Linked DNA regions of Homo sapiens: region 1 is linked to region 2. A link is a loop called in an ENCODE intact Hi-C map of the cell type or tissue named here. Cell type or tissue: HepG2. All regions are shown on one strand. Links, peaks and the distances in the headings refer to the core of each region. The heading gives the core; the rest is flanking DNA.

Region 1 (4,406 bases), core at 233-4,232, 63 kb after region 2:
GCTTTCACATTGCATAATAATAGAATCAAGCTCTTTAATTTGTTGTTTGATGTTTTCTGGTCTCATTTCTGTCAAAGCAAAACCCGTATGAGACAATATCAAAGGCAGGAAAGACTAAGACAATCACAATAGTGGAGAAAGGCCTGAACTCACTTCAAGCTCAACTCTACTAAAACACGGGCCTGGAGAGCTTTTAAGAGCTGGGCTGGGGATGAGGGGTCATAGGCCATCTATATTTACCAATGGCTTTACCCAAAGTTAAATTTAACTTTCTCATAGCTTCATGACAGGAATAGTTTTTACAACTTGGAGCAAGGAACCTGCTAAATTTAGGCTCCTACCCTCCCACAGAAACTGAGATAGGGGTGTTTTCTTCCTTGATAATCACATATCAAGGAATGACATTGCTGCATTGAAAAAAATTGACAAGGAGCTTTTAAAAATATTCACATGTCCAAGGGGCAGAGAAAGAACTTACAATGACAGGTTTTTTAAATAAGTGCTCTAAAAAAATTGGCCAGGGGCCTAAAATCAGTAAGAAGCTTGTCTAAAAGTTTTCTCAACTTGCTGGGAGAGGAATGTCAAGGATGTCTTGGTCATCTCCAAATCTCCAACTTCCTCTAGTTATATTCACCTAGTTCCCCTTCTCTGAATATGCCACTTGCATTCTTACTTTCATGTCAGGATTGTGCCAAATTATTTTCTTAGAGCAGTAGAATTCCATTTAAAACCTCTCAATGGTGTTCACTGTTGTTATTATATAGTTTTTAACATGGCCTACAAGTCTTGTCTAACTGGTCTTGACTAGGGTTTCAGCCCACCTTGTATTATCCTCCTTCAGTACTCCGCTCCACTATAAGGCTTTTTGTTGTGGTTTTGGTGGTTTTTAAAAATCAGTTTTTGAGTGTGTCCTACTTCCTTATATCAAACAGTCTTTGTATATAAAATTTTCTTTTTAAAATTTCATCCTTCCCTCTGCCTAATTAACTCTAGCATGCTTAAGCAACAGTTTCTTGGGGTACTTTTGTGTATCATTTTACATGTTTTTATGGATGCACATTCTTTGTCTTCATATAATATGCTTTACACTGTATATATTCATTAAGAAGATTACTTAAGTCATTTCTGTCTCCTATATTAGATTGTAATAGATCAGGGAAATTATATCTTTATTACTTATCCCAATGCCTGGAACATAGGGGTTCTCAAAAAAGAGAACATAGGAGTTCTTATAAAAAGAGTGCATAAACAAATAAATGGGTGCATGAATCCTTCAAGAGTTAATTCTAATATTATTTCTTTGGTTAAATCTTTTCTCCTCCTTTAGAGGCAGGGTTAAACACTCTCTCACCTGTGTATGTACATCTGGTCATTGCACATAAATTCAAAATAGTATTAATTACAGGCCAGGCGCGGTGGCTCACGCCTGTAATCCCAGCACTTTGGGAGGCCGAGGTCTCAAACTCCTGACCTCAAGTGATCCACCCACCTCGGCTTCCCAAAGTGTTGGGATTACAGGCTTGAGCTACCGCGCCGGTTGAACTAAGTCTTAAAGCATTAGAGAAACATCTGGTTTTCAAATAAGTAAGGTTCAAATATGTTAGCTTGGCTGAAAAAACAAAACAAAACAAAAATAGCATCACACTTGAAGCTAAAATACATTGTAGTGTAGTGCTGGGAAACTACAGTCTGTGTAGCAGAAGGCATGCAGTTACTAGGTTGTGAGCAAAATATCAGAGAATTAAGATACAAACACTGGCACAACTTTCTTGTTTTAAGGTACAAGTTCAAAAATTATGTTCTATGTTATGAGGGTTATTATGAATTCACTGGTCTGTTCAACCACTGCTACAAAAATTCAATAATATATTCAGACAGCAGTTTTTAAATCTTTTATTTTTGCTTTCTTCTTTTCTGCGTTTCTTTTTTTCCATTTCTTTCATTTCAAATGTGTTTTCTTTTTCTTAACAAAAAATATATAGAAATAGTGTAAAATGACTTGAAAATACAAACATTTGTGATAAAAATTTAAAACTAAACTATATACATTCCAGTGACCTTTGTAGTTGTTTTGGTGTATGACATTATAAACTTTTATGCTTAAATTAAGGCTATTTACATAATTTCTGACAATAAGGAGGATAATTTATGTCCCTGATAATATAGCTTCCCTTTGATCTTTGCAGAGCAGGAAAGTGTGCACACAGACATCACACACATTATAAATGACTTTTATTCCTCTCTGTCAGCTACAGTGCTTTAGATGAAAGCGTTCTGACTTGAGAATGCCAAATGTCAATATCTGTTCTCTTTTATCCCAGTCATGAGATGTGTAGTGTCTAAATGTATGTAGAGAGGGAGGGAGTCCCGGCAGGGCAATGCGGTGGGGCAATGGATACTTAGGAAAGCAGTATTCCTTTACCGGGTTTCTGACTGAAACACAGCCTTGACTTTCAGTTAAGGTAAGAAATGGGGATAAGCAGAGCCTAAGGCTAGTTTTGTTAATTGGTGTTTTAATTCAGAGGCTGAAGTATACAAAGAGAGGCCACTAAATCTTGCTCCTAGTAGACATTCTTCCTTGACACTGGTGAATGTAAGACTGCTAGTCTAAATTTTCAGTGCTGATATGAGTACTTCATTGTTGAGTAGTTTTCTAATAATATTTTCATGTATAGAGAGATGATACAATAGAGATTCCTGCATTGACATCATCTTAACTTAAATGTTATTGTTTTCCTTTTAATGAATAAATAGTTTAATGATTTTTTTTTCTGTTGAAAATGCTCATTCACTTTGGATAATAGGAGCTTGGTTTATTCTAAGCCATATCAGTCATCATTTTGAAAAGGCTCCCCAAAATATAGTTATATTTGACTGGAAGATAAGAACTCATGAAGATGTTTTCATAATCAGTTTTCAAATGTCTTGTCTCTGTCATTCCCAAAGAGGGATGATAGTCACTTTATTACTCCTAAGCATCCCCAGAAAATTAATTGTGTTTTTCAGTTAACCTATAACATTAGTGGCCTTCCATATGATTAGACTTTCAAAATATGTTAATTTAATAGTCTTTTCTTAAACATCTTTTCTCTCTAGTATCTATCACTTTCTACTTCTTGAGACTATAAAGAGCAAATAAAATTTTAGAGTAAAGATGGACAAATTCTATCAATAGCAATTTTAAAATTCTGTGCTTTTGAAGTTTAGACAATATCCCCCTACTTTTATCATTCTATTACAATGGGTACTTAATTTTTGTATACTTTTCATAATGTTTAGAAACCTAGTAAGTTTATTTAGACTTCTGTGGGTGCCTTTAGGCATGTGATGAATATTTTTTGCTCTTTAAGATTCACTTAATACCTCCCTCCACCTGGCTTTCTGCCCAAGTGTCTGACAAATGGGCTCTATGTCTTCTAGATTCTAGTCAATGTGAAGTCTGGCAAGAGATCTAGATGGAGTGAAAGAGTAGAATCAGCATATTTATTTTCCAAGCTTCATCATTCCTAGGTCAACTCAAGTTAGTTGTATCACTTGTATGAAGGATAAAGCTCCTTTCAAGCACATACTCTATATAATTGTATTGGGTTGCGTAGTAGTCACTCCCCTTTCCACCCAAACAAAATTTATGTGCTTCTCAGAGTTCCAGATGTGACCTAATTTGGAAGTAGCATCTCTGTAAATGTAATTAGTTAAAATGAGGTCATACTGGCATATGGCGGGCCCTAAATTCAATATGACTTGTCTTTATAAGAAGAGAAAAAAACACAGAGACATAAATAAATACAGGGAAGATAGCCATGTGAAGATGGAGGTAGATATTGTACTTATGCAGCTATAAGCCAAAGAACATCAAACATGTTCCTGTACAACCTCATGAAGCCAGGAAGAGGCAAGGGTAGATTCTCCTCTAGAATCTCCAGAGAGAGCTCGGCTCTGCTGACTCTTTGATTTCGGACTTCTAGCCTCCAGAATGGTTACAGTATATTTTGGTTTTTTTAAGCCACCCAGTGTGTTTGTGTGTGTGACCTAAAACCTTAATACAACTACTTTCTCCATCAGAATTCAGGCAATTTATTACTTCTATTGTGTCTTTGGGTCCAGGAGTGGTAACAGTTATATCTCTCATTAATGTATAACGTTTGTAGCTTCTTTCCATTGCTACAGTTGTGAATTACCTCTTTATAAGGAAGCACTCCTCAAATTATCTTGTTTCAAGTATGCTATCTGTTTCTTAATGAAAAAACTAATTGTTGGCTAATTGGTCCTGCAAGTGATCAGAAAAGTAGCAATCGAATACATTTCTGAGATTAGGCTGGTCCATACTTTGAAGGAACAGAGGAATAATTTTCTTGTCTAGAGAAAATGAGACATGTCTAATCCTTACCTCAACTGACAGCATGACA
Region 2 (4,406 bases), core at 85-4,084:
GGTAGGTGCTAAAGGTTTGTGGCTGTTGGGCACTAGAGTTGAACTAGGTGGTGAGTGCAAAGTATGCACCAGATTTTGAAGGCTCAGTCCAAAAAAAAAAAAAAAAATCTCAATATTTTTGTGGATTGCATATAAAAAGACAATATTTTGAATGTATTGGATTAATATTTTAACATGTTATTTAATTATAAAATCATGTTAACATTACTTTTACTTTTTCACTTTCCTTTTAAAAGTGTGGCTTTTGGCTGGGTATGGTGGTTCACGCCTGTAATCCCAGCACTTTGGGAGGCCGATGCGGGTGGATCACTTGAGGTCAGGAGTTTGAGACCAGCCTGGCCAACATGATGAAACCCTGTCTCTACTAAAAATACAAAAATTAGCTGGATGTAGTGCAGGTGCCTGTAATCTCAGCTAATCAGGAGGCTAAGGCAGGAGAATTGCTTGAACCCGGGAGGTGGAGGTTGCATTGAGCCAAGATCATACCACTGCACTCCAGCCTGGGCAGCAGAGCAAGACTACATCTCAAAAAACAAAAAACAACAGCAAAAAAAAATGTTGCTTTTAATTTAAAATTACATATGTGTCTCAGATTTGTGGCTTCATTTATATTTCTAGCAGATATTTAGGGTAGACTATATTAACACTCCTTGGGGGATGATGTGGGGGATGATATCACATAGGAAAAGGAATCACATTAGTTAACAATCAAAATTGGGACCATGAGGGAGCATGGCAAATGGAGAGATTGCCCTTAATTTGGAAAAGAAAGCCTTGGCCAAGGACTGAATGCAAGACATTTTGGTATTAGGTGGGAGTGTACTACTAGCAAGAGCTGAGGTAAAACCATTTAGCAAAAGAAGGGCAAAAAGCCCTACCTGGGCCGAATAAATTCTAAGGTTACAAGCTATACCTCAGCAAACCTCAGTGAAGGGAGCCAAGGGGCCCAAACATACATTTCATAGCACAGGATGGCAAGCATCCAGAGGAAAAAGCACAGACATCATAACACATAAACAACTCCATCCTTAACCATGTAGCCAGAGGCCCACTTGAGGAGGAGCGAGAGGTAATTTAACTAATTGTACATTACACCAAGAGAGACAAATTTATAAGTAGAAACTAAACTTGAAAAATATGAGGTATTTTTGATTGGCAGTTAAAGTTACCGTATTCACATACTCACTCATTCTATAAATGTACACCTCAATCAGGCCTTCCACTCAGCAGTGGTAGTTCATGAAGACTGTTCAATCAATAACAGAAACTAAAGAAGATTATGTGGTACATTTGTATCCATATAACACATTAATCTCACAGGATGGCCCATTAAGAAATTTCTGTATTCCAATGTTTAGAAGCATTGCACATAATGTCCTCCTTGTGTACAGATTTATGATTCATATTAGCGTATTGAAGACTCTGAGATGGCAAACAGTACAGAGACCTGTTCAAATGTTTTGACTCTTGTTATACCTTTGCTAACACCATTTCCCCAAACTTACTTCTGATTATAGCTGTCTCCCCACTGGCCACAGGGGTGGGACTAAGTATCTATATTCCATGGCACAAGGATTGGCTTAGTAATGAACCTATGAGCCAAGCTAGATCAAAGTCCTTCAACATGTTTTCTACATTGATTTGGTGAGGCCCTTTATCTGTGCTGGTTGCAAATGCTAAGATATAAATTTGGAGCTCACTATCACCATTGCTGTGAACTGTCCAGAAAGAATGTAGACAACCTAACAGAGAGAATCAAAGACAGAAATAGCAAATCAGCTGAGAGTTGTGAGTCTCTGGTTGATCTCTCTCCTTCCTGGTTGGAGTTTTTGTACTCGCAAACAAAGGGTCCAACCAACAGTAGGCCACTTAAGGTTTTCTTGCTGAGGGTAGGGGGAAGAAACCTATTAACAAGTAAAGGAATACACTTTTGGAAATACTGGTTTAAATTATATGCTGTCTAGATTTTAAAATTTTTTTATTATAGAAGCACAAGCTTGTGCTTATGTGTTACAAGCACAGAAATATGATCTCATTGACAAAGTAAGAAATACCCCTCACTAGAGACAGGCATGATGCTATCTGTCATTAAAATGCCATATTAATGGGAAATTCAAATCCAGACATGTTTAAGTCTCCATTGGTGTTTTCTATTGCTTCACCATTAATGGATATGGCAAAAATACTTACTAAAAATTACTTCCAGAACATGAAATGGATATTATACTGTTTAAATGGATGGCATATAAGAATAATTTGCTTTAATCATAACACAAACCATTGCTATAATGCCATATTCACTATGAACCTTAGGGATGTCTGCACTTAGAGCAGAATAAATTTAGGCATAAGTGCTTTTTGTGAAAAACTAATTCATAAAACCCAATACATTGAAAATAGAACCAGGTGTGAGTGACTTTTAAAAAAGAATTATGCCTAGATACATTACCCTCCTGAGTTTCAAAATTTCAAGGAATATCAAGGTATATTCAGGCATTAAGAACTTAATAATACTCAAATTACGTTTTTCTTTGTCTTTTATTCTTAATTTAAAACGTGTTTACAAGAAAACTAAAGACAAAATTTCTGGAGATATATAGATAGATATAGGTATAGTTATATAATTGACTTTAAAATGTGGCTTAGCATAATTTTTAGAATATTTTCAAGTGTTTAATATGACCATAGATTTTTTTCAATAGTAACCTGTTGTAAGCCATTAGAAATGTGAAATATGAACAACAGAGATTTAAATTCCATTCTTACAGGCATAGTTTATTTAGTGGAAAGGGCTAAACTAGGGAGTCTGACAAGATTGAATTTAAATGTTAGTCTTACCTATTGAAGGGTTATATAACTGCTGTGGTTTGAATATTTGTCCCCTCCAAAATGTATGTGAAAATGTAATCCCCAATGCAACATTAAGAATGAGGCCTTTAGGAGATGATTAAGCTATGAGGCCGTTGCCCTCAGGAGTAGCTTAGAACCTTATAAAAGGGCTTAAGTGGTTGAGTTTGCCCCTTCCAAGCCTTCCACCATGTAAAGATGCAGCATTTGTTTTGAATCTGTGATAATTCTGTTGTAGCAGCACAAATGGACTAAGACAGCAACCTTAAATAAATTAGGAACTTCCGGCCGGGCGCGGTGGCTCATGCCTGTAATCCTAACACTTTGGGAGGCCGAGGTGAGCAGATCACGAGGTCAGGAGATCGAGGCTATCCTGGCTAACACGGTGAAACCCCGTCTCAACTAAAAATACAAAAAATTAGCTGGGCATGGTGGTGGGCGCCTGTAGTCCCAGCTACTTGGGAGGCTGAGGCAGGAGAATGGCGTGAACCCCGGAGGCGGAGGTTGCAGTGAGCCAAGATCATGCCACTGCAGTCCAGCCTGGGCGATGGAGCGAGACTCCGTCTCAAAAAAAAAAAAAAAAAAAAAAAAAAATTAGGAACTTCGTCATTAACTCATCTGTAAAATGGGTACAAGACGTTTTACATAAGACTGTCATGCATATTCAATTTTGTTATATGCGATACTGCCTAGTGCAAACCAAGTATTCTTTCCTCAACCTTCACATGTAGATCTAGACATAATGATGGTACATATAATGCCTTCTCAAGACAGTTTCATTTTTCAAATTCAAAATGTTAATTTTAGTGTAGTGTTGACATTATCTTCACCATGATTATAGATTCCAAAACATTTAGGTAATTCTATAAAATCACAAATGGAAAGCAAACAAATTCAGCAAATATTTAATGAGGATCTGTTAGGTTCCAGCTCTAGGATATACACTGAAGGATTCATATAAATGAGAAAACCTATGCATTGGGGTTTCATCAGGGTTCCCACATCAGGGAAGCTTTTGACTTTCTCCTCAAACTATGTAACAAAGAAACACAGCCAGTAGACTACCCTCACCACAACCCCCACCCCAACTAAGAGGATGCATCCATGTGCATGTATCTCTTATTTATTATACTTTCCCTGTTTGAATCCCTCTTCCTTCTTTCACTCTACAAGATATAAATATCTGACATCTTTTTTTTCTGTTGTTTCGTTTTGTTTGTTTTTTGAGACGGAGTCTCGCTTTGTCGCCCAGGCTGGAGTGCAGTGGCGCCATCTCGGCTCACTGCAAGCTCCACCTCCCAGGTTCACGCCATTCTCCTGTCTCAGCCTCCCAAGTAGCTGGGACCACAGGCCCGCCACCACGCCTGGCTAATTTTTTGTATTTTTAGTAGAGACGTGGTTTCACCATGTTAGCCAGGATGATCTCGATCTCCTGACCTCGTGATCCACCCACCTCGGCCTCCCAAAGTGCTGGGATTACAGGCGTGAGCCACCGCACCCGGCCTAGATAACTGATATGTCAGCTATAAGATACTTGCTTACTGGTGCTTGCATATGTA

Evidence for each region. Peaks named below come from ENCODE experiments on the same cell type or tissue, not always from the same donor. Only the 100,000 strongest peaks of a DNase experiment are listed, where the experiment ranks them.
Region 1: it touches region 2 in a loop (2.9-fold over the local background); 2 of 110 quality-filtered maps call a loop at or near these places.

The regions. Positions count from the first base shown.
Region 1 is chr11:90,446,171-90,450,576 of GRCh38, forward strand. The region is part of intron 1 of DISC1FP1 (DISC1 fusion partner 1); the gene reads left to right. Among named protein-coding and RNA genes, the nearest start is that of MIR4490, 110 kb to the right of the region's middle. In HepG2, for the core only: no CTCF peak of the experiment used is centred there; a DNase peak (open chromatin) is centred at 2,281.
Region 2 is chr11:90,383,261-90,387,666 of GRCh38, forward strand. All of the region lies in intron 1 of DISC1FP1 (DISC1 fusion partner 1), which reads left to right. Among named protein-coding and RNA genes, the nearest start is that of DISC1FP1, 130 kb to the left of the region's middle. In HepG2, for the core only: no CTCF peak of the experiment used is centred there; no DNase peak of the experiment used is centred there.